2 separate regions of the Mus musculus genome follow, and region 2 is linked to region 1. Evidence: chromatin loops called from intact Hi-C (ENCODE). Cell type or tissue: heart. All regions are shown on one strand. Each heading gives the region's core, and the rest is flanking DNA. Links, peaks and the distances in the headings are about the cores only. Region 1 holds the start of Cops2 (COP9 signalosome subunit 2). Region 2 has its middle 6.5 kb from the start of Secisbp2l.

The links. A loop is a pair of places that touch in the nucleus more often than their neighbours do. Peaks named below come from ENCODE experiments on the same cell type or tissue, not always from the same donor. Only the 100,000 strongest peaks of a DNase experiment are listed, where the experiment ranks them.
Region 2: a loop joins it to region 1, with 10 times the contacts of the local background. A loop is called at or near these places in 12 of 42 quality-filtered maps.

Annotation. Positions count from the first base shown.
Region 1 is chr2:125,856,578-125,867,271 of GRCm38, reverse strand. It overlaps Cops2 (COP9 signalosome subunit 2), which reads left to right and starts at 8,190. Exons shown (of 13, transcript NM_009939.3): 1 at 8,190-8,336. The coding sequence starts at 8,283. It overlaps Galk2 (galactokinase 2), which reads right to left and starts at 1,049. Exons shown (of 10, transcript NM_001291002.1): 1 at 887-1,049. The coding sequence starts at 939. In heart, for the core only: a CTCF peak has its summit at 9,349 (motif pointing right); a DNase peak (open chromatin) is centred at 8,211; H3K4me3 peaks cover 1,493 bases; H3K27ac peaks cover 1,024 bases.
Region 2 is chr2:125,783,470-125,795,342 of GRCm38, reverse strand. No RefSeq gene overlaps it. Among named protein-coding and RNA genes, the nearest start is that of Secisbp2l, 6.5 kb to the right of the region's middle. In heart, for the core only: no CTCF peak of the experiment used is centred there; no DNase peak of the experiment used is centred there.

The DNA of each region.
Region 1 (10,694 bases), core at 8,195-10,694:
GGAGTCATTTGAACTATGTGGTCTCTCATTCACTGAATCTGTAAAAACAACCACACTGTACAAAGACTGACCTCAGAGAATCTTAACACATTCAACGACAGCCAGAAGTAATCTAAACTGTCTCTAGAGTAAGGTATGTTTTATCCTAGCAACTAAAGGTACATCGTTTGCTGACTTGCCCAGGAAGGAGCGTTTTCAAGCCATAGGAAAGTACAGTCTCATCAACCAAAACAGAAAGGAGAGCAGGAAAGAGTTACACTCAAAAGCAACCAACCTCAGAGAGGCCCTCGGACTTCTAACAGAACAGCAAGTGAACAGCTTCTGTGAGATTCCAGCTCCAGAAACCAGAACAAAGTATTCCTACAAAGTATCTGTAATTTTAAAAAGACCCTCCACTAGACATCAAAAAAGAATTGGGAGTTCTGTAGCTAGAAACTAGCAACAAATTAGTGCCTTGATGACAGTTTAGAGGTGATCAGATTTGTCAAAGATGCAGAGACTCAAAAATAAGTAGATAGGACGAAACTTGGAAAAAGCACTATCACTCGACAGGCAAGATAACTAGCAGTTCCAGGAAGAGCTGGGCATTTTTACTGAATCCTTCCCTAAGAAAGAGCAAAGGCCTCCGTGTGAAGCAACACACACAACCCCTGGCGCGGTGTCTGAGACCCAGAAGTCTAGAATCCTAAGGGTTCTGTCTGCTTCCAGGAACACACACGCACATGCAGACGCACACAAGCCCTAACTCAAAAGAAGCTGTCTACACACACACACACACACACACACACACACACACACACACACGTAACTCAAAAGAAGCCGCCTAAAGCAATGAGCGCCTTGTGCACTTCTCCAGCCCGGGATCCCGGCCACGCCTCTCCCCCACCTGGGATGTTCTGCCACCTGGACTCGTCGAGTGGCAGGGTCCTCCGCAGCCATATTTTGCTAGATCCCTCTGCAGTTTCCAGAAGTGCAGCACAGCTAAGCATCACGAGATTAAAGTGGCAGGAATGGCTTTCTTCCGGGATCTCAGCGGAAATCCTGCAGGTCCGCAGAAGTGGCTGCCTTTCAGGCTGTCCCGCCCCCAGCTCCTCCTCCCCCCTCTCCAGGCAACAGCTGTCAACCGTGGCCACCACCTTTCGCTGGGTAAGCAGCAAGGCCGATTGACCAGGTTTTTCTTTGCCCTGATGTGGCTGAGTACAGCCCCAGTTGAAGACCCATCCATACCTTTCCTCTGATCCCTCTCAGTCTTTTTTTTTTTTAATTTGACATTTTTTTCTTCCTTAATGTTCAGCAGATATGTGCCAAAGACCATAAAATGATCACCTATTGCTTCTTATTCAAATTTATTTCCAAAGCAAGCAACATAAAATAGATGTGAATATCTTTGCTCTTCCTTCTAGGATGCAAGCATAGGTAGGCCTTCATAAGACACCACTAATGATGAGAAGAAACCTTTAGCATCTGTTAGGCCTCAAAGAAACCTGGAACAAGTCCCACCCACCATCTGTGGTTCTCACACACACACACAGAGAGAGAGAGAGAGAGAGAGAGAGAGAGAGAGAGAGAAAGAGAGAGAGAGAGAGGTGGCAGTACCATGTTTAGTCTGAACCCCCCTCCCCTTCCAGATGTCTCTGGCTGTTTTCTCTGTCACAACTATAAGAAACCTTCTCCTCAACCATACCTAGCCAGTCATGCCCTCATTTTTTCATTCGGTATCCAGTTCACCCCTCATTTTTCTGTTACCTAAGGAAACCCGAGACCCTATTAAAAGCATACCATCTCCAGCACAACTCCCCCATTACTGTGCTGGGCTAAGAAAAGTCACCCTGAATACTTCTTTTCTTGTGCACGTACTGTCCATCTAGCTGTTGCCTCACCATCACTACCAACTATAAGCAACCAACTCGAGGGCAGGAGCACTGTCCTCAGCACCTGACACACTGCCTGGCAGACTGGTTCTCAAAACACAGGCACAACTGAGTGAATGACTGAGGTGGAGTTCACACAGCTCATGAATTACTTTTCTTTTGCTGTGACAATATGCCCTGACAGATGCCCTGCCCACTGAGAAGGAAAGGTTTATTTGGCTTACAAATAACAGGGAAGTCAAGGCTAGCCCGCAAAGCATCGTGTCTGAAGTCATGTACAGAGAGAATAGATTCACAAGACCTTCTTTGACTTCTGGCTCTCAGCTAGCTTTTCTCTGTATAAAATGTACGCACAAAAAGTCTCCCCACTCTTTCTGATGGAAGGACATAAGGTTGACAACAGTGGACTTCTTTAGAGCCCTCTGCATGTGCCCCCCCCCCAATCTGGAATGAGAGAGAGAAAGGAGATATGTATGTTACCTTCGCAAGGAAAATGTATACCTTGTACTTTTTAAAATTAAATTTATTTAATGTGGGTGTGCATGGGCACAGAATCATAGAACAACCTATGGGTGTCAGTGTTTTCCTTCCACCATGTGAGTTCCAGGAACATATGCAGGTCATCAAGCTTGCCAGCAAGCATCTGTCCTGATAAGATAGCTTACCAGCTGGCCCCTATACCTCCTTTTAAACTAATTAGTAATCAGTGTCCTAAAGTGTGGCAAAGCTTTTTTAGATACAACACACACACACACACACACACACACACACACACACACACACACACACACACATTCTTTACCATGCAAGAGTAATAAGATAAACAACCTGGTGGGGGGGGGAGGAATCAAAGATATTTTTCACCAAAGATACACATGAAGCCCTTTCAACTTACGCCCTGAAGAATGGCTCCTACATAGAAGAATGATGACAAGAGAGGACATACCATCAACAAGGTAGTGACCTGAGGATACATCAAAAAAAAAAAAAATGCATCCATAGAGTGGGCTTCGAGAAGCACACCCCTTGGGCACTCAAAGAAACCAGGAATTTGCCATGAAAGAGATGGGTGCTCCAGACATGCACAATAATGCCAGTCTCAATAAAGCCACCTGACCAGAGGAATGTTCCAGATCATGTTCATATGCATTTGTCCAGAAAGCACAATGAGGATGATTTACAAAACAAGCTCCACACTTTGGTAACTTACGTCCCTGTTATCATAGTCAAAAACCTATAGACAGTCAACGTACTTGAGAACTAACTGCTAAATGTCAAATGCAGCAACAGAATTGAAAAACCACACAGAGAGAAGCACAGCAGCTGCCTTAAGAAAGGGCAACCCAACGCCACTGGAATGCTCAGTGCTCTTGATAGAGTAGCTAAGACTGAAATAGGGTAGCTCAAGATAAAGAGGCAACTAAGACTCTTGCACACTGCAGATAGATAGGCTAAATGGTAAAACAGTTTGAGAGTGTCTTACAAAGCTGAATATATACCTCTGGTATAACCCAACCATCACTTGTAGATATGTTTGTATTCACTGCTTCATAACATCATTATCATAGATAAGTAATATGTAACAATTCACACTTATTATCTCACAATTTCTATCACTTAAAAATGAGGGTATGCCTTAGATGGCTTTTCTATTTTAAAGAGGCTCATCTGTGGAAGGACACACTGCAGAGCACATGGTAGCTAATTTAAATAGCCACTCACAGGCACACCCAGATGCTTGCCTCCTAGGTGATTCCAGATTCTGTCCAATTGACAATGAAGCCTAACCAGTTGGGCAGTGGTGGAGCAGGCTTTCAATTCCAGCACTCAGGAGACAGAGGCAGCCTGATCTCCAGAACAAGGTCCAGGACAGCAGAGCTACACAGAGAAACCCTGTCTTGAAAAACAAATAAACAAACAAGCTGCGGATGAGGCATAACTATCACACAAACATCAGCACTTTTGCTTCTTGAGGACAGCAAAGGACACAATGTCTGAGACTAAGATAGACTTGATCTGGTCAATAATGTATATGCAATTACATAAATCAACTCCTCTCCATCATCTTGCTTAGGAGTGAGTCACAGCCTACCCACACTTAAAGGATAAACAGTTATCAAATGACATGGGTGACAGGCCATCTTGGAATCAGTCTACCACATTACTCAAAAATTAAACATGTTCACACAGCTTGTACATAAATGTTCATAACAGTTTTATTTATATAAATGCACAGCAATAAATTCAAACAACCAACTGAAGCAAGGAACAACATGAATAAAGGCCAGATAAGTGAGAATGCATTGTGTTTATTTTAATTTACATAGAAGGATGCTTAAATTGTAAAGTCAACTACAATGTCAAATAATAGACCAATAGTGTCCTAAAAAAATCTAAGAGGAGGAAAATACAGATCATCAAGGGATTTTGGAAAGAATTCTATAAAGACACATCTTTAGTATAATAAGCTCATTAAGTTCTTATGATGATCACTTCACAGGAATAAATATGTGGTAAATATTATCAAATTGATAAGTTTGTGCAACTTAGCTTATTATAACACAGCTAAATTATACTTCAGTAAATGCTGTTTTAAAATATTTGGGGGCTAGGGCTGGAGAGATGGCTCAGATGGTTAAGAGCACTGATTGCTCCTCCAGAGGACCTGAGTTCAATTCCCAGCAACCACAACCATCTGTAATGGGATCTAATGCCTTTTACTTGTGAGTCTGAGGACAGTTACAGTGCACTCATATAAAATAAATAAATAAATAAATAAATAAATAAATAAATAAATAAATAAATAAATCTTTTTAAAAAAAAAAACACTGGCTGGTTTTTCAGAGGACATGGCTTCAATTCCCATAACTCATATTGCAGCTCACAACTGTCTGTAAACCCATGAGATCTGACACCCTCATACAGACATAAATAAAAATAGATCATTAAACAAAATATTTGGGGGCCTGTGAGATGGTCTGTAGAGGACTTTTCATCCAGCAACATGGCTGTTCTGGCTGGAATATAGACATGCCCTTAGTACACACCTTCAATCCCAAACAATGAAGGTAAAGTTAGTTGGGAGAAGGAAGCAGCCATGTTTGAAAGTGACTTCTAATTAAGAGGCAAAGTGAGATAGGATGTGCCCAACTCAAAGGAGAAGAGACAGAAAGGAGATATGACTTATGAGAGCAAGGCAAAGAGAGAGAGGAGGAAGTTTTACCAGGAGAGTTTTACAGAGACAGGTTGAAGAGAAAACAAGGTGAATACAATAGATGAAGACAGAACAAGCTAGAAAATGAGGAGCCAGGAGATCAGACAGATTTGTTAGAGTTAGCTTGAAGCCAATCAAAGCAATTCAATCCGAGAGAAGCCAGATTGAATCAGACAGCTAGGGAAGGAATTTGAGCCAGAAGAGCTGAGTTGAACCAGCCAGCAAGAGTTCAGAAAGAAAAAGAAAGGGTGAGGTTATTCAGCAGTAAGTCTCAGAGGCTGAAAACATTCTAGGCCTACATAAGCTTGTACAGAGACTAGAATCTTCCAGGCCCAAGCCTAAGTTAGCAGACTGAGGCCCTCAGAGGTGATAGTTATATTAGGCAAATTAAAAAATACTTTTACAATGGTCAATAGGTAAAGGCTCTTTCCTCAAAAGACTAACCACCAGAGTTCATTTTCTGAACACCCTGTAAAGGTGGAAGGAGACGACAGACTACACGGTTACCCTCTGGCCCCACACAAATGCCCTCTACAAAAAATATCAAGCACATCCATACACATACAAAATATGCACACAACTTTTAAAATTTGTAAAGTGCTACAGAAATGGTTCAGTGTTTAAGAGCACGTGCTGCTCTTAAAGAGGACCTGAGTTTGGGCCCCAGTACCCATGACAAGAGACTGGCTTGCTTGAACTTCCAACTCTCAGGAAACACCTCTAACATCTGCAGGCACTGCGATCACTTGTGCACACTCACAGACAGCTACATACACATAATTTAAAATAATAAATCTTCAATAAAAATATTTTTAAATTCTTTTAAAATATAAGATGTACTTTAAACATGAGCAACCTGTTGAAAACTTTCATCAGTTATTTACTATTGAATAAAATTGATCTCATAGAAATACCCTAATAATTGTTCTTACCAAATTGTCAGGCTAGGCTTAATAAATTTGAGTGTCACCAAGGAAATAAAAGGCTCAAATTTCAATTGTCATTTTCTTTATGTTCCTAGGTGCCAGATTACTCATGTCTTTTCCCATTGTCTGAGTAAGGCAAATTATGTAAATAAATTCGCAGTAAATCAGCATGCCATTTTACATATGTGAACAACTGGCATGGTAAATAATCATACCCTTGAAATTTTGTATTTAAGAAATTACACATGAATAAAACTCAACCCCCTTATGATTTGCTATGTTCTTTGGAAAAACTATAAACATGGGTAGGGTAACTGTGATTTATTACCTTAAGTCCTAAGAATGGTGAGTACTATTAGTTACTAGCACCAGGACCTAAGTCTGATCTGTCCCAATAAACTGGCATGGTGACAGTCATCATACTTATTGGAAGGCTTTGCTTTGTTTTAAAATTACATGTACAGATTCATGCAGTATTTTTGGAGTTTTGAGTTCTAAGATGATATCATTAAAAGCCATTCCAAAACTAAACTTTTATATTCAGTAGAGGAGTTTTGAACAAGGATTTGAAGTTAAATAGCTTCAGGGGAATTGTCCGTCTAATATGTAATGATAATGCTATGCTTGCACAGGTAAATGTCTTCGATTTTAGGAAATACACATAGCTGCACATATGTTGCTTTATATGTATCTTTAAGTTGACCCAGGGAATACAGAACATTAAAGCTGAGAGTTGGTATACTTGTGTCCATGATGCTATCCTTTATTATGTATTTAAGTTTAAAATTTCTTGTGATAAAGTGTTGATAGAAAAGGCTATTAGTAAAACTGTGTGGTTATAAGAAAGGTGATATTATTGCTAGAAAACTGTGACCAAAATGATGTTTCCTTGAATGGTTACTTCTTTAAGCCATCTGAAATTCCTTCTTCTAATATTTTCCTAAGTAACAATTAGGTGTTAGGCTAGAGGGATAGCCCAGCAATAGAACATTTACCTAACACACACAAGGCTAAGTTCTTCCCCCAGCTCAAAACATAAAAAAAGAAAAAAAAATCAATGTTAATGATATACAATGCAAAATCGTTTGAAGACTTATTTTTTAACATTCTGAATGTACAGCTATAAATTGTGTTCACAGTGTTTTCAATATAAAAATAATACAATCGTTGACCTTAACGTCTTCTGACAAGATTTTTAGAACCAAGCAATTTCTGGCTTAGAAACAAAACCAAAAGTATCCTGTTCTCCAGTGGATTCAGAGAAAAGCTGGTAATGACATCAGGTACAACTTCAGAAGTCACTGGAGCACAGCCAAGCGGGGTCTGTAAGGATTCAACCCGAAGGTGTGAATGTTAATGCTGAACTGTGCTCAACATCAGCTGTGCATGATGAAGATAAAATCAGGTAATTTTGTTTGATTTGGTTTTGTTTTTTTGTTTTTACCTTTGGTAATTTGGGCATGTTTAATTCATCTGTATAGATAACAATTGGGCCTAAATTCTAACCTATATCTACTTTATAACTTTATAGCATTTGTGTACAGAATTTGGAAGGTTTCTCCAAAAAGGGGGATTGCCTTATTTCCACATTTTTCTTCACTCTGAACTCTAATGGTTTTCTGCGACAATGCATTTTTAAAAAATCTGTCACCAACTGTTACTTTCATTTCATCCTAAAAGCAGTTAATGCACGTTTGTGATTCATTAAATAATTGAACAATTGATTAGTGCATATCCAAACCGGGATATCCACAGAACTGTTTTTGTTAACTACAAACATAACTTTACTAGACAATTGTGTTGCTGTAAATACACCACTGTAAAAACACCACTACAGGGTGTTGAAAGAAAACACATAGATAACAATGGTAGAGGCACGCTACCTTTCAGATAGGTCGGGCATGTTTCATTAGAAACAGACGGTTCCAGAGTCCCAGGCAAGGAAGGAGACAGTTCCCTCACCTAGGACGCTGGATACAGCTAGAAGGTTTTCGAAGCCCCTCAGATAGGACCCGCAACGCCCGATTTCGTAGTTGCTACGCTTAGTTGCTAAGACACAAACTGTCGCTCAGGAAGAGCCGGCTGTGCCCTCCCTTTGGGAGCCGTAGTAAATCATCTCAGGGTCGAGCGCTTTAGTTCCGGAATGAGCTTTATCTTCTCCTGGAGAGACCGGAAGACGAGGAGACTCGGGAGTGACGCTTCTGGGCCGCGGAGCACTGTGGGAGGAGGCTGTCTCTAATTTCTCCTCTCCCCCTCCCCCCTCCGGCCAAGATGTCTGACATGGAGGATGATTTCATGTGCGATGATGAGGAGGACTACGACCTGGTGAGGCGCAGGGAGCGGGCGGGGGCTGGAAGTGGGATGTGGCGGTGGTGCCAAGGCCGAGAGGCTGCAGCTCCCTCCCGGGGCTCGTCGGCCCGGTTCCGCCCTGCCCAGGGACAGGTTTCCCTCCTCGCCTGGCGTCGCGGGCCTGTGGGGCCTGGGAAGAGAGGGAGAGAGGCGGCGGGGCCGCCCTGGACGCTGGGCCCAGGGATAGCGCGGGTGACTGGCCGCGGCCGGTTCTCGGCGCCTCTCTGCCCGCCACCGAGCCTCCACGGCCCGGCGCTTAGGTCTGGGCCCTAGGGGGCCCATCTCTTCTCCACTCTGGACCTGAGCCGGTGCCAGATGCTGGAAGAGTGAAAACTGGAAGAGGGGGGTGGTCCATCCTGCTCCCAGACCTGACTGCGAAACTCGGGAGTCTCCCCCAAAACAGCCTAAGAGTCTCGCCCAGGGTCAGTTTGGGTCCCAGGTTAAGGCTCAGAGCAAGAGTAGGAGGAGTAGTTAAACGACTCGTCCCGTCCTCTAAAACATGACAAGCTCCGAAGAAAGATTTGCTTTTTGTTTGGTTGGACTGGGGAAAGGTAGGGGTTAAGGGAATTGGAACCAATGATCTTTTTCCTTGATTTAAGAAATTTCCCAGCATCCGTGTTTGAATCATCAATGGCATAAAAGTAAACAAACTTGCCTAGTTTGATTGGTGATTTCTTTTCCATTTAAGGTTTAATTGTGAATGGATTTACAGGTTTTAAACTGTACCCCATGATTTATGTTGATAGTCCAAAACGCATGCCTGTGTAAGAACTAAGAAAATTATCTTGATCCCAAAATTAGTGTCAGTTTTGTTTCTTAATTGGGAAGCAATTGTTCGGTTTTTAGAAAAATCCGATGATAGTGCAAGCTGTGGTGTACATGCTTGGAGAAGTCTGGGTCGTCTTTTTTCTTTTCTTTTCTTTTCTTTTTTTAATTTTGAGGTTTATTTATTTTATGTATATGAGTACACTGTCTTCAGGCACACCAGAAGAGGGCACCAGATCCCATTACAGATGATTGTGAGCCACATGTGGTTGCTGGGAATTGAACTCAGGACCTCTGGAAGAGCAGTCAGTGCTCTCAACCTCTGAGCCATCTCTCCAGGCCCTCTTTTCTTTTAAGTGTCACATTCTCAAAGCATTAATATTTTTATTTTGAGGTAATGGTGTAACATCTTTGTATAGATGAATCTGTAAATCATTTGCAATTTTTAAAAAAGGTTTTCATTTTACAGAAAGACATATTTTGCAGAAGGAAGTGCTGTGACTGGAGAGTCATAGTAGATGCTTGGTGATTTCAATACAGAATTTTGTTATTTATTCAATCACAAGGTAGTTGTAAACAGATACTAAACTCTTGTTTTGCTTTTGTTTCCATTACAAGTAGTTTTTAAATTGTCAGATATTTCTTTTGAATGTTTGTAATTTTAGCTGGTAGTGTTTTTAAAATTTTCACTTACCTCCTTTCCTAATAGTCTATGAAATACATGAACTTTTAGATAAATGAATATTAGCACTGGGATTAACTTAAAAGTACAGTGTAGGAATGAAAATGAGAATCTTTGAAATATTCTGTTAGACTTTACTCATTTGTGGACGTTTGTTGCTTTGTTTTGAGGCAGGGTCTCACTGTGTAGCCAAGGCTGGTTTGGCGCTCAGTGTGTTTCCTAGGTGTTGGGAGTAAAGGCATGCATCAGCACACCCTGCTTTGGAAGCTTTCTAATTAGACATACAGTGTTTGAACATGACTGCTTTCCCAGCATTTTTATGTCTATACTAAATGTATCCTAAATAAAGTTGAATATGCAGTTGTTTCAGCTTTAAAAAAAAAAAAAACTTAGAGTTAAGATTTTACTGTTGCAAAACTAATGAAATTTTTATTTTCTTCTCTGGGCATTATGTGAAATTAAATAGCTCTTCTCATCCATTTTTCATGTAGATACTATTCTAGATTCCCAGCTATATGTCAAGTAGTGAAAGGTGTTATATCTCTTTTACTAACAGTTAAAATTTTTGGCACGTGATGTCTTTCTGGTAACTGATGCCCATGTCCTGCGTGTTTGAAAGGATGAGGGTGGCTGTCATTCCATAGCTGCTAGAGATGGGTTTCTTTTATTTGAGTAATTATTTTGCCTGGATCTTTATCTGTTTCTTTTTATAGAAAGTCTACAAGGTTGACATCCTGTTTTAAGGAGGTTTCTCATTCTTTTTACCTTTTGAAACTTTACTTTTTGCCCAGGCTGCCCTGAACTTCTAGAATAGTAAGGATAATAGGCCTGGAATACCAGGCCACGCTAGTGTTTTTGTTTTGTTCTGTTTTTTTTTTTTTTTAAAT
Region 2 (11,873 bases), core at 5,812-8,311, 70 kb after region 1:
TAGGACTGCACAGTCAATGAGGAAGTTTTGTCTTAAAAGAGGAAGAAGGGGGACTGAAGGGGTGGCCCAGTGGTTAAGAACACTGGCTGCTCTTTCAGAGAATTCAGATTTCATTCCTGGCACCTACATAGGACATGGGGACACACACACACACCGGGGCTGGTGGGAGGAGAGACTTATATACATAAAATGATAAAATAACTTAAAAAGAAAATCTGAATGGAAGGAGGGAGGGCACAAGAGAGAGAGGGATAGAGAGAAGAAGAATTATCCTAAGGTACAGTCTGGACTTTGGTGCCAAGTGGCAATCAGTGGCAAAACAGAACACATCATGTACAAACAAGCCCTCAGTCTTGTTACTGGTCTCAATGCTCTCTCTTTTATGATACTAAATTTGCCAAGACAACAAATGTTTAGCTAGCTGAAAGTCATAGCTTTGTGAGGCATACAATTTGATTTCCAATAAAAATACACTGGCTTAGCCTTTTGTGGAAAATGAGTTTCAGATGTTCCCTCCTTATCTTGCCAAGGGACAGAGTAGACTCAAGCATGCTTAGGTGGACTCTGTAGCCCAGGCTGGCCTTGAACTCACAGAGATCCACTTGCCTCTACCTCCCAAATGCTGAGATTGAAGGTTTGCACCGCTGCTGCCACTATAGCCTGGCACTTGCTTGTTGCTTTAAAATCTGTTCATTTGTCTCTTTACCTTGAAATGAGTATCTGTGTCTCTCATTAGGTAGTAGACTATTACATGTCTTCATAAAAAGAATTATTAAAAATAAATGTGTCAAAGCTTGTATGTGTTTTACTAGACAGAGAAAACAGCCAGTACTGGGTGTCAGAGTCTTTCTCTATGAAATAATAGGGCAAGGCTGCTGAGCCAGATGCTGACAGTGTCCTTTGTCTTAGACATTTATGCTGTTGAGATGATTTAGGACTTCCTTCGGTTTTCTCAAGAATTCACCCTCTAATGATTTAAGCAAACCATTAGCGTAGGGCAGAATGTGACATATTGGAGACCAAGTTCTCCCAGAAAGCACTGGAAAATTCCAAGGCTGTCAGAAATGTTGGGATAAAGGCATGGGGTTCTTTGGGGAAAGCTGTCATGTCATCTTCAATAACAGATGACTCTGTGTGAGAGAAAACAGAGCTTAAAAGGTCAGGTATCACTTGATTCCGCTTGCATGAAATATCCTCAATGGGTGAATTCCCCAGAGTGTAGAGGCAGCCAAGTGGGTTCCAGGGGCTGGGGGGGAGGCGTGGGGGGGACAGGGATGGAGAGCAAAGCTGAGTGCATGGGCTTCGGATGAAGGGAGAAAGTTCTAGAAGTAGGAAGAGGCAGATATTGGAGAACTATGAATGTCCTAAAGCCACTGTTCATTTTACATCAACCAAGCATCACCTTAGAAAAGCCAATGGCAGCCTTGAACGCCATGGAGATCTACACCAAAGTGAGTAGAATCTTCATGGGTCATAGTTCACATATTTTATCTGTATCAAGTCTATAACTCCCAAACCTTTTTTTGAACCAATGAACTCTAAGTTAATGATGTTATGCTCCCTCCAGTCAGGTGGGTGCTCCTTCACACATTTCCTCCTCGTCTCTCTGAGGGAATTGACTCGTCCAGTTCTCACAGTTAGCCTGAGAAGCCAGCACAGTTATTATTTCCATTTTATACAGAGCCAAGTTTCTCCACCCGAGCAGGCCTTGGTGACAAGACTCAAGTCTCTGATCTGGCTCATTCTAAACCTAAGCCTGTTGTAACCTGTAGATACGGTTCATGGGGTATACAACAGATATAAGAATGCTTTGATAAAAGCACCAATTTCTCTATGTGCTTTTAGTTGAAAAAAAAAAAAGCACATGCCTATTTGCTATGTGAATGAGGGTAAAGATGGGGGGAGGTATCCAGTTGATGAGCAACAAACCTGAGGTAAGAAAAGCCAAACAGACGAGATCCCAGCCAAAGCCAAAACAAAGTAAGCCATACATGCCCCAGTATTGTAGAAATTACTTTGAAACTCTGCTGGCACCTTCTTCAGTTAGCTGGGACAGTCACTCTGCATTCGGGCCCTATACCTCCTTCCCAGAAGGCTTTCTACAAAGATGTTTTTAGCAAAGTCAGCCACGTGGATACTGACTGCTGTGTTAAGGAGTCTGGGCTTATTGGTTGTGGAAATGTCCTTCTGTGCTGCTACATTCCCGAATCTGCCTACCTATGTATCCTCTCAGTATCCTAAGACACATCTTCAGCTCCAGAGTGTGATGCAACGTTTGGATCCCGGTAATCCATGAGTCATTCACATCATCTCGCGTCAGGTGGCGTGACTGACCTGACGGGATGAACTCTGGGCGCCGGTCCAGCCACATTTCAACAATATGCTCTCTCAAAGTGGCCTTTCCTCGACCAGAAGTCATACTGTGGAACAGGACTGTATCTTATTCATCTGGACTTCCCCTTCCGGACAAATCCCCCACTCCCAGCTTTCCTACTTCTGAAACCAAATCCACACAAACCACACCAACAGACCACGCCAGAAACCCAAAAGTTAAACAAAACAAACAACCAGTTTGGACCTAAGAAGAAAGAGAGTAGTAGCCTGGACCCCATCCAGTTTTGTTCTCTGAACCTTTTCTCTTACAAGTGGAAGGTTGCCACAGGGTCTTGGGAATAGGGGAAGAGCTTGGGGCTGTTGCATCATAGGAGTGCTAGCTGTGATGCCCTCAGGTTTTGGCCTCTGAGATCTGACCTCAGTGAGCATGCTGTGGCCATTTTGTCTCCTTCCTAGCACAAAGCAAAGCAAACACTCAGGTTCTAGGGCTAGACTGCCTCCCATGAGTGGGAGAATTGAGTAGGAGAGGGTGAAGGTGGCTCGTGGTTTGAAGAGTGGCTGAGTGGAAGAGAATGAGAGAGAGAGAGGAGGGGATACTGGATTTGCAGAAAGTCCTGTGTGCCTGAGAGGTTCTGCCAGGAAGCCCTTCCCCCACCCACTTGATTCCCATTGATGGCTCAGGTGCCCAGGGTGCTGCAGGCACCCTGCCTACCAAAGCAGACAGCCTCTTACCCAGTTCAGGAGCCCACAGCCTGCCTGCCTGCCTTCCTTCCTTCCTTCCTCCCTCCCTCCCTCCCTTCCTCCCTCCCTCCCTCTTTCTTTTTTCTTTCTTCCTTCCTTTCTTCTTCCTTCTTTCTTTTCTTTTTTTTTCTCATTGCACTGGACACTCATTTCTCCTTTTCATTTGTTTTCCTTTCTTCCCACTCCCTCACCCTTCAGTTTCCCTCCTCCTGCCTCTCCTTCCCCCATCATTTAAAACAGATGCACTTCCTGAGTTCACAAAGAGAACTACATGGTCTCCCCAACACCCCCCCCCCCCCCCGCCTTGATAGAGTAACTTGAAGTAGAGTCTCACTCTCTGTAGTTCAGGCTAGCTTCAAATTCACTGTGATCCTCTTGCTGTGTCCTCCCAGATGCTCAGGACTACGTGGCTGAGTCACTGGGTCCAACCAGGCTATAGATAATCGTATGCCCAGATCAGTCTTCGCCTCTCAGGCAGCACCGCTGCGGCTGCTCTTCCTCTCTGTCTCCAGTTAACCGGGCACCCAAAACCATTTCCTCACGCCACAGAGGGGCTTGAGCAGCACTGGGAGGAGCTTTCCCCTGAAGCCTTGCTTCTTCTTCTTGTTTAAATCTGGTTATGACATTGAGTTATTTTTCATGCTAGGGCAGTTCTGGCTAGCACAGGAGAGCAAATAGCTTGCCTGAGATGGTGAGTGTTGGGTGTGAGTCATATAGTTCCAAGTAGAGGAAGTGAGAAGCTTGCCATCTAGGAGACTTGTCCATTTCCTGAGTTTGAGGCAAACAAGTCAGCGGTGGTAGTCTCATCTTCAGGAAGGAGAGGTCTCTTCCATTCCGTGGTTTCCAGTTCAGTCTTGTTGTCTATCAACTACACAGGGAGTTTGTGCAAGCTAATTAAGATACACAGCTACCCCCTTCTGAGGGAAAACCAAACACTAACAAGCAAACAAACAAAACCAGGCAATGATTCCCACCCCAGGATATGTTGTAAAGGCCTCAGCCCTGAACAATACTGGTTAAGATGTGATTATTGTTGACCACCAGGGACTGCATGCAGCTCTTGATTCTGTAGAAATCTTGACCAGTTCAGAGCCTGGGATGTGTAACCTGCTAGAAGTTGACCCAGCTACAAAGCTAGAGACCTCTGGGACAGCTGGATAAGTGGACGACTCCTCTGATACCAGTTAAAGTGAAGCAACAAGGCAGCCAGAGGCAACAGGAGAAGATTGTTCTAGATGTCTTCCTTAAGCGTCTGCCTGCTGATGGTGGAAGGACTAGCAGAACCTGAGGGTTCAGAGGTAGCTGCCGTTTCTTGTTGACTTTTGTTGCAGAGGGGTCTTGGATGAAACCACAGGGGCCAGTTTTGACATAATCCGTGTATCTCTAAAACAGTTTTGGCATTTGTTTGATTGCCATTTTTCCCTCCAAACATGCATATACTTTGTACCCCCAGATCCAGATGATATGGACAGGGCTTCAGGAGTTTGGCAAATGAGAGGGACTAGCCACAACTGTCCCCAGGAAGACTCCAATTTCTCTTGAAATTTAGACAGAAACCCTGTTCTGTTTGGGGTTAATGCTGGGATGCTGGGCCTGAGGAGCGGAGTGTAGGGCGCACTGAGGAATCGGTCATGAGACTAGATTCTGACGAATGATACTAGGTCATGAGACCAGATTCCTCTAGTCTGTTCCAGGCTCTTCCCAAGTTCCCAGATGTTCCATCAAGTTCTAGCACCAAGAGCAATGTTTTCTTTCTACCCTATTTCTAGACAGTGGTATTGTGTAGGAGGTCTAAGTGCCTGCAAGCTCATTGGTTAAAACTGGTCACATTGCTGTTTATGCATTCAAAAAAACAGAAACCGTAAAAATTCCTCTATGTGTTAGAAAGATAAGATGTGATTGGTATTTTTCTTTTTGTTCTGTTTTTAATGTTTTGGTCAATTTGTGCAAAAACACTTAAAACTCAAGAAAGGGAAACCCCGAATTCTGTTATTTGGAGCAAGAGCTTTTCTTTCTAGGAGTATTATCTCTGCCACCTTTGTCAATTTAAGTGACATTCCTTCTGTTTTCTCCATGGCTGGTGGTCACAGCTTGCTCAGTAACACTGCTTAGAAGCTTCAGGGAAACCTAATGATATACCAAAGCTGACAAGACGGAGCACTCAAAAATGGATCAGCATAGAGGCCAAGTTCCTGGTGGTTTAGGAAAAAAAAAAAAATTCCAGAAAGAATATAGGTTTGAGGAGCCGCCATCATGAGTCACTGACTTGAGAATTCTAGGTCATTTATCCATTAATAAAGGTGAAGGATCACTGAGTTGAGAGAGATTTTTCGAGTCAGGTCACAAAGCACTTCCAAAGAAAGAGAAACTATCGGAGATTTGCTGTCCTCACTGTCGTAGGGGTGTCTTCTGAAGAAGCACTCACTGAGTCTTGCAATGGTTCATGAAAATAATCTGAAGGGACACGTCCAAGGTTGTCCAAGACAACCTATCCAAGAAAGCATTTAATCTGGGGAACATGGTTTCAGAGGGTTGGCGTCATGATTATCGTGGCAGAGAGCTCGGCAGCAGGCAGGCAGGCATTGCACTGAACAGTAGCTGAGGGCTCACATCTTGAAACTCAGCCACCAGGCAGAGGGAGAAAAGGGGTAGCAAGAGGGAGGGGGCACAGGGGGGCGGGGAGAGAGTTAGAATTGTCTTTTGAAACTTCAAAGCCCACCCCCAGTGACACACCTCCTCAAACAAGGCCACACCCCCTAGGTCTTCTGTACCTGACAGAAGCTATAGTACTTGCCATAAACTATAGTAATCCGAGAGGAGGAAACCTTAATTGCTTTCAGAAGATTGGACTGTAAGTAGACAAGCCTACAGGGTATTTTCTTAATTAGCGATTGATGGGGGGGGGGCGGTGAGCTCAGTCCACCATGGGTGATGCCATCTCTGGGCTGGTGGTCCTGGGTTCTATAAGAAAGCAGGCTGCGAAAACCATGAGGAGCCAGTCAGTAAGGAGAACCTCTCCATGGCCTTTGCATCAGCTCCTGTCTCCAGGTTCCTGCCCTGTCTGAGTTTCTATTCTGGCTTCCTTCAATGACTGAAATCATAAGCCAAATAGACCCTTCCCTCCTCAGCTTGCTTTTGGTTATGTGGTTTCATCCCAGCAATAGTGACCCTAACAATGACACCTTTCCAAACAGTTCTACCAACTGAGGATTCAAACATATGAGCCCGTATGAACCATGCTCATTCATACTGTTATAAATCTAGGAAGCTGTTTCCTGCTTTTAGCCAGGCTGACCCGAAGAACTCACTGCCATAAAATGAATGCTATGACTAATTTTTAAAAAATCTGATTCTAGAGTCCACTTACGTGGCAACTGATTTCCTTTTCAACTTGCTGTTATCTATGCTACATGGTTTGGATATTGTTGTGGTTGGTCTTTGTGAATTTGACCTTATTATCCACAAATCATTTGGGAGTTCTATTATCTTCTGCTTTTATTTTATTCACATACAACTTATAGCTCAAAGGATTTAAGAGAGTCCATTAAAAACCTACCATTTACTTACCACTCTTTTTCACTTCTGGTGAATCTGGGTCAGCTATAAAAAATGCAAGCTCATGCATTCATTCAACAAACATTATTACCTAACACTGTTACCAAGGATTGTACATGCACAGAAAAAAAAAAAACACATTGCATAGATAATTGTACACTGTACCCAAGCAATTTAAGGCAGGATGTGGCACAAGTGAGGGGAATTTTAAGGCAGACTGTTTCAGAATTGGCACAAGCTGGGGGAAAGCTGAGGCTGAATCCAGGAAGTGAATGAAATAATTTTCAGTCTGGGAGGGGCCAGCTCAGTAGGAAGCAGAGTATAAATAGAAGAAGAAGAAGAAGATAAGAGTACTTATTTAACGAAGGCCGTCCCCGAGGTTTTTAGACTGATTAAGACACCTGCTCAGAGCTTCTAATTACAATAGACACTGTGAGTATATGCTGAAGGCCTACTGTGAGCTTGGTGGTGATTTAAACACAAGAAATACCCAGCAGTGGACAAAACCCAAACACCCAGCAAGCAAAACCCAAAACCTTTGTCTTCATGGAACTTCCACGGAAACTGATGGCCAAATGCTTAGGTGTAGATAGAGTGTTGAGAGCCATAAAGAGAAGGCCAGGCGCCAAGAGGCAATGCCATTTTATTGTTTGTTTTATGGTACTGGGGACTGAACCCAGAACCCGTGCATGTGTTCTACCATCATGGTCCTCTTTTGACTTTTTCTCTTGAGACGGGGTCTCACTAAATTACTCATGCTAGACTTTGACTCTGTCCCATGTAGACTTGAACTTTCGATCCTTTTTGCTTCTGTAGCCCAAGTAGCTGGGATTACCGGCCCAGATTAATGGCGACAGGAGAGAGCCTCATTCAAAAGGCATTTTCATTCAGGAGCCTCAAGCCAAGTCTGGAACCCTGTGTGTTAAATTTGGCAACAGTGCTCCAGGCAACAGAAGCAGCAAGGCTAGAAAGGAGACTAAGAAGTTGAGTGTGCTGAGAATGTCTGGGAACTAGACTGGAGGCCAGTCTGCTGAGCCAAAAGAGGGGGAGTAGAAGGGAGAGTGGAGGCGGGGAGGGGAAGGGGAGGTGAAGGAGTTGGAAATGGGGGCCAGAGGTATGGTGTAGCCTTTTTAGAGAAGTCAGGCCTGATTGAGATTTCACGGCATATTCTGTCTGATTGCCAGCTCATTTGCCCCAGAGGTTGTCTCCTAGTTGTAAAATGCTTCCCGAAGGGCTGCGGGTATACAACGGTGCCAATGTGCTTGACCCACATGCCCAGGGTCTTGGGTTCAATGTGCAGAACTTTTAATTTATTGTGTGTGAACAACATTCAGAGTTAGGTCTCCTACTGTGGGTTCCGGGATTGAAGTGTGGGAAATACTTTCAGCTTCTGAGCCATCTCATCAGTCTTAAATATTTTAACGAGACAACTGTGATGGGATAAACCAGTTCTTGAACAAACATTTGATTTGTTTTTAGGACTGAAGTATTCTAATATTTAGCCCTTCAACTTTATGATACATATAAGTTTAACAAACCTTTTCAAAATCCTCCACATGTGTTTGTGTGTGTGTGTGTGTGTGTGTGTGTGTGTGTGTGTGTGTGTGTGTTAGGGATGGAACCCAGGGCTTTATGCCTGCTAAGCTCTCTGGCCACTGAACTTTGTCCCAATCCCAAATGACTTTTGACCTAAAGTTCAGACACATTCCCATAGAATGCACAGATCTGGCTTGGTCTGAACTCTGGTCTTATCTGCATTCCTCCTTTCCCTTCATTCATTCTCTATTTGCATCCATTTCTTTTCAGATTCTCTAGCATTTTTTTCCTCTTTTTTGTTCTTTCATCTTCCCCTCTTTTGTGTGTGTGTCAGGTCCGATATCATCTCCTCAGAGGTCAACCCATCTCGAAGGTTCCATCTCCCTCTCCAGCTGCAGTTGCCATAAATAAGGCTTTATTTCCTTCACAGTATCCTCTTCATCAGTGTAACCCTTTAAAAATATGCTCATTGTTTGTCTCCCAGAAGAGCTGGTAAGTTGTACCATAGCAGAGACAGTATCTCATTTACTCTGGTATTGTCCTACCTTGTCCAGTGCCTCCCACATCACTAACTGTATGCAGATCTAGTTAACTAAATCACCATATACTGTTATCTGGAAGAACAGTCCTTGGCAGACAACACCTAGGGTACCAGGGGTTTTTACCTTAGCACAAGTACTTGTCTGCATGCAAGAGCAGCTCTGACGTTCCTGGAGCTGTGACTCCGTTATCCCACTATTCACCATAGGCCATGGTGATGGTGGCGGAGGTGTGGTGGACATGATGACTCTCATAAGTACTGCTTTGTTCAGAGAGGTCTGTTACTTAGCTAGCTTCCACCTTCACCCCAGGACAGAAGAGATGCTTCTCCTAACCTCCAGCCAATGGAGAGCTGTGGGGGAAATACTTGGGGACTGTGACAGCATCTCCCAGAGTCTGTGAGAATACAGGGACTTTACTGACACACCCAATTTCCTAGGAAAAGCTTTGTGGGTATAAAAAACAGTGCATATAAGCCTGGCTTTTTCTAATTGTAGATTTGTAGATGTACGCATTTTCCCCAGAGAAAAGGAATCCTGAACTCTGCCATTTGCTTTGATATAGATAAAAAATAAGATGGTTTAATGGATAGACAGAGGAGAAGCTAGATGGGCAGCCATTGGATAAGAGAGTAAAAATAATGTCCTAGAGTTTGATGAGAGGGATTCTTAAAAGATTGCCTGCCTGAGTCTCCAGGGCATCAAATTGGGAGTGGCAGTCCCCCAGAAGCATATGATTTTTGACTTCCTAATTACTTACTTGTAATATGCTGGGTGTTGGTATGGACTGGGAAGACACTTCAGCATATGAGGGAAATACTTGGTAGAAAAAGAAGTTTCAGTAATCATTGGAGACAATGATATTATTTTATACCTTCATAAAGACCAGGTTACAAGGCTGTATACAGGGTAGAACTAGATTTGACTACAACTTCATTTCTTTTGTTGTAAAATTTACATCTGATGGCATGAACACAACTTTTAAAAATATATTAATTTAAAAATTTTTTTCATACAATGCATTTTGATCATGTTTTACTCTCCCCCAATTCCTCCCAGGTTCTTCCCAATTCCCTACCCATTCAGCTTCATGTTCTCTCTCTTTCAAAAAAAAAAAAGAGAGAGATAAAGCAAACACACACACACACACACACACACACACACACACACACACAAGAATAAAAACTTTGGTTTATTTATTTATTTTTTTGAGACAAGGTTTCTCTTCGTATCTCTGGCTATCCTGGAACTCCCTCTGTAGACCAGATTGGGCTCGAACTCAGAGATCTGCCTGTGCCTACCCTTGCTTCCCTAGTGCTGGAATTAAAGGCATGTGCCGCCACTGCTAGGCTTGTTTTCTTAGTTTTAAAGAATAGATAGATGATCATGTAACTCTCCCTGCCATCCCCCTCACTCTCACCTTCACCCTTAATGGGTAACCTGGCATCTTATTTCAAGGAGAAAACAAAAGCTATTCAACCGCTTCAGCACTGGAGCCTAAACTTAGAGTATACATGACTCTAGCCATATTGCATCTTTCCTTCTGTCATGTGGGCTGTCTCTAGGAAGCCAGTTTCTTCCAGTGACTTTTTATCTTGCACTTCCAAATTCTTCAGAGAGCTTGTTCCTATGTATGTGTGTGACTCTGTCTGTCTGTCTGTCTGTGTCTCTCTGTATGTATGTGTATGGTGTTTTGGTGCCTGCTAAGGGTTGAACCTAGATTCTTATGCATGCTAGGTGTGCAGTCTACTCCTGAGCTCTCTCCCTAGCAACCTGTCCCCCTTTTATTCTTGTTTTGGAACTAAGAGGTAAATCTCAGGCTAGCCTTTGCCTCTAGCCCAGGCAGCTCTTGTCTTCTTCCTCCCACTGACCTCGTCTCCGTTACTTGATCTCCATTACAGATCGTTCCTTGCTTGATCTGTTTGGAACTTGTTCTCTCACGTCTACCTTCTCCAGCTTCAATCCCCATTCCTACTGAACCTACATTACATCTCCTTTGGAATTACTTGCTGTGTGTGTCTTGCCCACAGGACAGATGTGGCCTTTGCCCTTACTATGTCTCATTAACTGCTGAACTTCCTTCCAGTGATTAGCCTTGTACTTAGCACTGTGAATATATTAACATGTGTTGCTAAATGAAAGAAGTCATTTGTATCACATGTAAAATAGTTCTTTAAATTTCTTTGTTTTATCCATAGATTTATTATTCTCTTCTTTTTTTTATTATTTTCTTCTAATAGCCAACAGCATTCTCCCTTTTAGGATTACATTACATTAATATGGCACTGTGACACTTCTTGTTTCTACAGTTCTTACACTTTACCTAAATATTGGACTTAGAATATTCTCATCAAGAACAATTTCAGTCGCAAAAAATCATACAATATGGAACGATATTTAGAGACTCTGTATTTACATTTCCTCTTACAGATCCTTCAAAGAAGGGGAAAACCTCAAATACCGTACTGCATTAATGACTTTTTAACTCAGGCTGGGTGTCTTGCAGCTAAAGACCACCGGTAGGGGCACAGCTCATCTCATCTTGCTGTCAGAAAGGAGGGTGAGCCGCTGTGGCTTATGTAACTGCCCTGTATAAATAGCTTTGCTTTGTGGATCAGCCTTAAATTTCTTCTGCAGCCATTGAATCCTGAGCAAGGGTTTGTAATAGACTCTAAGGAATCTGACATTACACAGCTCACACATTTTCAACACAAATGCATGTGCAACTGAAATAAAAGTGTGCATACAGTGGAAAAACAAAACCAAATGCACGAAACTCTCATGTACAGGCATAAGTGTTTCTCCATCATGTGGTTTGCAGACCAGCCTTCATATGTCCTGTAGACAAAATGCATTCATTTAAGCTGGCAGAAATACAGCTTCCACACTAACATAGCCAGGATCTTTACAGACCACTCTCTCCTTACAGACTTGGATTAACTGAAAAGGCTTTATGAACATCTCCCAAAGCGTGATGACGAAGCAGATTTCTTAGATATCCTTTTCCCTTTTCCAGACATAGATCCCCTGGCCAGTGACCCTAACAGCAGCCAACTCTACTCTCTTTCTTCACTGAAGTATATATAATTCAGCTGACCGACGTTATCAAGCCAGAACTCTTGTGGAGAGCTTGTGTGTGTTGGAGGCTGTCTAACTCCCCAGAGGGAA